Linked DNA regions of Homo sapiens: all the other regions are linked to region 2. Evidence: chromatin loops called from intact Hi-C (ENCODE). Cell type or tissue: PC-3. All regions are shown on one strand. Region 1 has its middle 49 kb from the start of PTHLH. Region 2 has its middle 280 kb from the start of FAR2. Region 3 holds the start of LOC124902907 (a long non-coding RNA gene).

Region 1 (2,500 bases), 850 kb after region 2:
AGCTTTCAGAGGCCTCCCCAGAAGTAGATGCCAGTGTTAGGCTTTTTGTACAGCCTATGGAACTATGAGCCAATTAAACCTATCTTCTTATAAATGACCCAGTCTCAGAAATTTCTTTATAGCAATGCAAGAACAGACTAATACACACAGGCACCCAAATAATCTGCATCCAGGTTTCTGATCCACAGAAACTAAGAAAATAAATGTTAGTTGTTTTAAGCCACCAAGTTTTGGGGTAATCTGTTCTGCAGCAATAGCTAACTAATGGGGTAATAGTTATAGAAACAAAGAGTAACCCGCATCCACAATGTCTTTATTATGTGTCTGAAACTGGACTAGATGTTTAACATGCATCATTTCATTTATTTCTCACAATGCTATGAGATATTATCGTTATCCCCGTCTTACAGGTAAGAAAACTGAGACATAAAGAGGCTGCTTGACTTATTCAAGGTTGCACTGCTAATAAATGGAAGAGCTAGGACTGAAGCCCATGTCTGATTTAAGAGTCCTTGCTCCAAAATCAATGAATACCTCCTCCCAGGCACATGCAATGAGCTTCATGCAACAGAGAAAGTGTATAATTCCCCAGGTGACCAAGGGAGAGAGTCAGGCATTAATGCCTGAAGGTTTTAGAGAAGTTTTTGTGTTTATGTTGGGTCTAGAAGAATAAGAAGCTGATCAGACCTCTAAAAATTGAAAGTCCATTATAAGACTTGCCTAAGCGGACTGTCATGTTCAAAGGCATATGAGGTAGAAAAATCTCTTCAAATTTCAGAACTTCTGGTATAAAGTTCAAAGCTATGGGAGATGAGGCCATGTAAATAAATAAGGCTAGATTGCAAAAGGGTTTTCTCCTGTTAAAAACACAAATTTTTAATTGGGTTACTCTTCCTTTATCTTTCAGCTCTTAAATATAAATATTAATTCAAAATCATGTCCAAAAAAACACAATTTAAATTTCCAGATCGTGTAAGTTAGGCTTTGCAATTGACCAGAATTTTTATTTGAAGTTTTAGATTCAGATTACAATAGAGACAGTTCTAAGAAATATTAACTTTTTCCTTTAGTGGTCTATGACAAGTAAATACATAACGAACAGAGCTTACTGTTTGTCAACATGACTAATTCTGTAAATATTATCTCAGCCTCTATGATTTCATTGATTTAACGTCAGGTGTGTGGTTTCATCTGTCTCAACAAGCTGCAGATCTATTGTGTCTTACTTGGGAAATCTGTGGCCTTGGGTACCGGAAAGAAAACACTCGCAACATTGAACTCTCATTTATTGAGGCAGTAGCTTTTATTGTAGAAAAATATAAAATTGCAACTGATATTTGTGATGTCAAACATTAAGTTTCTATACACCCAAATAGATCTCAGGTAATTGAAAGAATTCTATTATCTTACAGTAGAAAAACAATCAGAAATGCTAATATTTAACAGCATTGTAGAGGAACAATAACTGATTCAACTTTAAAACATAAAGAAAATAAAAACAAATGTATAGAGCTTTTAAAATCTAAAAGTAGCCTGGGCAACATAGGGAGACCCCATCTCTACAAGAAATTTAAAAATTAGCTGGGTGTGGTGGCACGTGCCTGTGGCCCTAGCTACTTGGGAAGTGGGAGGATCACTTGGGTGGAAAGGTCAAGGATACAGTGAGCCGTGACCGTGCCACTACCCTCCAGCCTGGGTGGCAGAGTGAAACTCAGTTTCAAAAAGTAAAATATAAAGATATTATGCTGTAATTTGAAAATAGGAGAGCAACATGTTGCAGCAGTCATTTCCATTAAATAGGATAGAAGGTTAATATGTATAAAGAACTCCTGAAATCTATACAGAGAACCCCAATATGCAAATAAGCAGTCATAGTTATTCCCAAAATACCTATTATATTCCCAAAATACCTATTATATTCCAGATGCTTTGTTCATTCTCTCATTTAATTTTTTCAATAATCATGCAATGTCTTGATTGTTATTCTAGTCTTGCCGCTGAGAAAATTGTAGCTTAGCAAGATTAACTCACCCAAGCTTAGTTAGTGGCAGAGGCATCTTTTAAATGGGACTCCAAGGTCTGTATTTTGTCTGCCATGTCATTCCATGTAATTGAAAGCATGAAGATCACGAACAGACTCTATATAGCTTCTGTACTATATTATCCTCAAATATAACCTGAGTAAATTAAAGCAACTTGCAGGTAAATGTTAAGCATTCTAAAATATCTTTAGATTTAATGATAACACAAATATTGATATAGGTTTGATAATGGAAGGAAGGAGTAAATCTTTTACCACATCAACATTGTGATTTGATAAAACCTAACTGGAAAGAAACTTGACAAGCACTTTATAAAAAAATTATTTGGGACTGTCCGAACATCACATTCACCAAAGCCTTTCCTGGTATCTCCGTGCGCAAACAGAATTATGTACCTTTCCTCTGTACCTTGAAAATATTGACCTCTATGTCCCCAATCCATCACATGTGACTGAAAC
Region 2 (2,500 bases):
TTTGGAATATTTTAGTGAGCAAAATACACTAACATCCCTATACTTGCAGAGTTTATATATTCTAGTGGGATAGTTAAGACATACATACTCATGCCCATTTGACAGATCAAAAAATGAAGACTCATAAAAAAGTAGCTTGGAAAACAAGTTAACTAATAACAGATTTGGCACTGTGATTTAGAATTATTGCCCCAGACCTGGCCTGGAATGAATACACAAATTCATGGTTCTATCTTGAAATATATTCAGAGCCTCAGGAGGTAGAAAATTCTGTTCACACACAGTCCTTATTTAAGTCGGGCACAAGTCAGTCTAAGGACTGAAGCTGTGTGAGGAGGAAGAGCCACAAGGCTTTTATTTAAAGAATGCAGATTTATTAGGTTTGCTTCTAAGTCTGCATGTCACTTCACTTTCTTGGTGATTGCTGTGGGTTGAATTATCTTTCCCAAAGATACGTTGAAGTGCCCAGTAGTTCAGAATGTGACCTTATGTGGAAACAGGGTCTTTATATGGGTAATCAAGTTAAAATGAGAGCATTAGGGTGGGCCTAATCCAATATGACTGGTGTCTTTATAAAAAGGAGAAATTTGGACATGGAGACAGATATATATAGAGGGAAGATAATGTGAAAATGCAGAGAGAATGCCATCTACAAGCCAACGAATGCCTGATGCTACCAAAAGCCAGGAGACAGGTGTGGAACAGATTCTCCCTCAGTGCCCTCAGAAACAACCAGTCCTGCTGATATCTTGAGTTTGGATTTTTAGCCTCCAGAACTGTGAGACAATACATTTCTGTTGTTTCAGCCACCTGGTATGTAGTACCTTTTTAATGGCAGCCCCAGGAAATGAATGTAGAAATGATTACCACATTCAATTTCCCCTTTTCCACATAAGGTCACATTCAAAGACCCTGTTTCCACATAAGGTCACATTCTGAACTACTGGGCACTTCAACAGAGCATGTCAGTTTCTTTCATGTTCTTATAAAACGAAATCATCTTTTTATTTTTATGCCCCCTTGAGTTCTCCCACATTTCCCTAGTCACGGACACAGATTTGCTGAGGTTAGAGATGGAAGATAAACAGGTCTCAGGCAAGTATTATACAGACACAGACGGAGTGAATGTCTGCTCCAAACACCTCCCCTAGTTGGTCACTCACACACTCAGCATTTCATAGCTCTGGGCAACTGTCTATAAATGACGGAATACCCAGCTCCAGAGATAAAGGAGATCTGTTCTCTTACTGTTTATTGTTAAGTCTGAAATTTTCAAAAGTTGTAGCCATATGACTCATGCAGTTAACAAACCCACATAATGTGAGAGATACAAGGGAATAAAGCACTCTGACTCCATTTGTACCAAAAAAACCCTCCAAATTGACGATTTACAGAAGAAAAAAACATGAAGTTTTTTCCTAGTGCACTCCCTTTGAAATTCACAGAGAAAGAGCTTGTCTTGCATGCACTTAGACACCACCAGTCAAAATAAAGGATGAAATTGGGAGAAATTGGGATAATCTGAATTTCAGATGATTCTTTTAGTATCTATGGTAGTCAATTTATTTATCATTATAAGTCAGTGTCAAATTTAGGAATGAATAAGTGTGACCATTAAAAGAATGAAAAATATGCCAACCTGTTGGACCGAGTAAGCTTCTTGATTACAAGAAATCCCCAGTATATAGTATATAGTAAATGCTCATCGTAATGTTTGTTTCATTGTAATGAACTAAGAACTGATGAAAAAGTAAAATAGAGACCTTCTTACATACTTCAAAAAGGGAGCATGGACGTAAGGAGGAGAACGGGAGAGATGAGATGTACTAAACTTACTGTGCCTGTCTCATGGTAATTAGTTTGCATTATGATGAGTTTCACAGCACAGGGTGGTTTACAATAATCTCAATGTAAGTGAATGTTTACACTGACCATGCTGAGACGCCCCCAGGAGAGCACTTGAAAACTTCCAGTTACGTGGTGGTATCTGGCAGGCTCAGTTTTATTAATAAAACTTTCAAGTTACCGCATTTGAACTATAACATTTCATTCCCCTTGTGTATATGATAATTGCCACAAAACTGGTTTTGATACCTGCAGTATCAGTCTTTTCTACCACTTCACTCACCAAAGCATTTAAGGTCAATTTAAGGGTCTTAAGTTAATAAACTGTAGGCTTGCAATGGGCTCTTTTATTTAACACTTTGTTATTGAGAACTTGCTAGGTGAACTTGCTAGCTATTCTGTAGGTGCTACAGGGACACAAAGAAAATTGAAATAAGGAAATGGGTAATGTTTTATTCTGAACCAAGTTGTCTCTGGTGTACTTTCCTAGGAAGAGTTGACCTGGGGCTGGATGCAGAGACTCACATCTGTAATCTCAGCACCTTAAGAAGCCAAGGCCGGAGGATTGTTTGAGTCCCTGAGTTTCAGAACAGCCTGAGCAACAGAACGAGACTCCATCTTTACAAAAAAATTGTTTTTTAAAAAAGAGTTGACC
Region 3 (2,500 bases), 99 kb after region 2:
TAATATGAATTAATTTTTTAAAAAGCAAATGAGAGCTTAGCAAATGAAACTGATAATCATAGTTCAAAAGTTTGGATATTAATCCTTGATATGAGTTGTTGCTAATAAATCTTTTGGAAAAAACAGTTTACCTGACATTCTTTTTTTCAAAAAACAATTATATTTGAAATTATTTTATACCTTTAATTTAGGGGCCACCAAAACCTTTATTAAGTTTCTGATTAATTATTCTGTCATATTAGCCACACGCTGGTGTCCACAATCAAAATCAAAGAGTCATCTTAGGCTGATACTGGTTCTTCATACCCCACATCCATGGTAGTGGTCAGTTTCTTCCTTCATAATGTCTAAACATCATCCCTCTCTTCCAGGGCCTCTTCTTCAGGAAATATTTTCACAGTCTCCTTACTGACTACCCAGTCTTTTGTAGCCCTTTAATCCTTTCTACACAGCAAGGTCAGATTAAATCCCTCTGAAGCTCCACTTTCACCATGCTTACTTCCCTAATGATTTAAGAAGGTACAATGGCTATCTATTGCCTGCCACATGAAATCACACCATCAGCTAGCTGGTATAACTATATTAGTCAAAAAATTAACTGTCACAGTAGCACTCACAGACAGATACCTGAGTACAGACAGGACTCATAGAGGGTTACATCCTCCTGGGCTGGTTATGAGCAAGGGGCTGGTCTTGGACAATATGTTTTTAGGTACATTCTATTTCTTAGACTGCCCAGTAGGCTCTGGAAAATTGATTCATTCTAATAACACGCATGAAGACAGCTATTAACTAGGACACAGATTTCTTAATTTTCAGTGGTCCAACCACTACCAGGGCTGGGAACAGGACTGGTCAGATCTGAACAGGGCACTCCCTTCCTGGTGAGTGGTTCCCCCGGGAGACCAGACTATTTATCAGAGGGCGTGTAGGAAGCACAAAATCGAAAAAAGGAAATTGATTGTTGCTTGAAGGAAATATGCGTCATACTTATACAACCCAACCTATTGACCTTCTCCACCCAAGGGACAGCTCAGACTATGAAGGAAACAGAACTATCCTTATCATCTAAATCAAAACACCAATATCCCTTGGGAGTGATGAATAAACAGGGATGGTTCTTTTATCTACTTGTTTGTGTTAGTTACCTATACTTAAAAACAAACAAACTAAATGTACTTATTGGTTTCCCAACTTCATATCATTATGGTACCTCTTTGTGATATGTTAGTACATTCAGCCTGACTTTCACTTTAGGCTTTCTTCCTAATGAAGCAAAATTTCATAAATAAGCAATTCCTAAATTACAATACAGTATGAGATAAAATTACACAAATTCCAGTCATTGCCTGGTGTTAAATTCTTGTGCCTATTTCATTGAGTGTGATTTCCCAGCCTTGTCTCCAAAGATAAAGATTTATCTGACTTCCATTCATATATTCCTATCCTATCACCAAATGGCCCTGAAATTCACTTCCACTTCGCAAACAATTTACCCAACTCATAGAACCCTACCAATATTCTGTTTCCTCCACTCAGTTAACTCAACAGTTTTTTTTATTAAGAGCTTGCTGTTTTCTACACACTTTGATGGAAATCCAGGCAAGTAGATGAGGAATGAAGACACAGAGATAAATAAGAAAAACAAAGGCCTTGCTCCCCTGAATGAAGGTGTCAGTTGGTGACACAAACAATCACAGCACAATTTGCTAAGAGATGGAATAAGAGGTAGCCATTGGCCAGGCGCAGTGGCTCATGGCTGTAATCCCAACACTTTGGGAGGCCAAGGAGGGTGGATCACCTGAGGTCAGGAGTTCGAGACCAGCCTGACCAAAATGGTAAAACCCCATCTTTACTAAAAATGCAAAAATTACCCCAGCATGGTGGTGTGTGCCTGTAGTCCCAGCTACTTGGAAGGCTGAGGCAGGAGAATTGATTGAGCCCAGGAGGAGGAGGCTGCAGTGAACCGAGATCATGCCACTGCACTCCAGCCTGGGTGACAGAGTGAGACTCTGTTTCAAAAAAAAAAAAAAAAAAAAGAGGTAGCCATTATGTGTGGAATAATAAAGCTGAGAAGAACATGATTCACTTTATCTTGGGGAGTTATCATGTGCTTGGGGTGACACCTAAATGTGATCCTTAAGAATAATGATCTCCCCAAAATGCCCGCACCCTAATTCCCGGAACCTAGAAATATGTATTATTATGGGAAAAGAGATTTAAGGTTGAAGATGAAATTAAGGCTGCTAATGAGCTAACCTTGAGATGGGGAGATTATCTTGGATTATCTGAGTGTGTTTTATGTAGTCACAAAGGTCCTTAAAAGTTGGGGAAGGAGGCAGAAGGGTCAGTATCAGACTGATGTGATATGAGAAACTCATATTGCTGAATTTAAACATGAAAGGAAGCCAAGAGTCAAGAAATGCGGGAACCCTCTTGAATTTGCAAATGGCAAAGAAACAAATTCTCTCTTCCAGAAAGGAACACAATCCTAGTATTG

The links. Hi-C counts contacts between places; a loop is a spot of excess contacts. Peaks named below come from ENCODE experiments on the same cell type or tissue, not always from the same donor. Only the 100,000 strongest peaks of a DNase experiment are listed, where the experiment ranks them.
Region 1: a loop joins it to region 2, with 6 times the contacts of the local background. A loop is called at or near these places in 2 of 110 quality-filtered maps.
Region 3: it touches region 2 in a loop (2.4-fold over the local background); 6 of 110 quality-filtered maps call a loop at or near these places.

The regions. Positions count from the first base shown.
Region 1 is chr12:28,020,578-28,023,077 of GRCh38, reverse strand. No RefSeq gene overlaps it. Among named protein-coding and RNA genes, the nearest start is that of PTHLH, 49 kb to the right of the region's middle. RefSeq lists an enhancer at 1-39. In PC-3, no CTCF peak of the experiment used is centred here; a DNase peak (open chromatin) is centred at 1,177; H3K4me3 peaks cover 1,161 bases; H3K27ac peaks cover 2,500 bases.
Region 2 is chr12:28,868,063-28,870,562 of GRCh38, reverse strand. No RefSeq gene overlaps it. Among named protein-coding and RNA genes, the nearest start is that of FAR2, 280 kb to the left of the region's middle. In PC-3, no CTCF peak of the experiment used is centred here; a DNase peak (open chromatin) is centred at 1,192; H3K27ac peaks cover 2,104 bases.
Region 3 is chr12:28,768,984-28,771,483 of GRCh38, reverse strand. All of the region lies in intron 2 of LOC105369711 (a long non-coding RNA gene), which reads left to right. LOC124902907 (a long non-coding RNA gene) reads right to left here and starts at 685. Exons shown (of 4, transcript XR_007063256.1): 1 at 628-685. In PC-3, no CTCF peak of the experiment used is centred here; a DNase peak (open chromatin) is centred at 943; H3K27ac peaks cover 1,579 bases.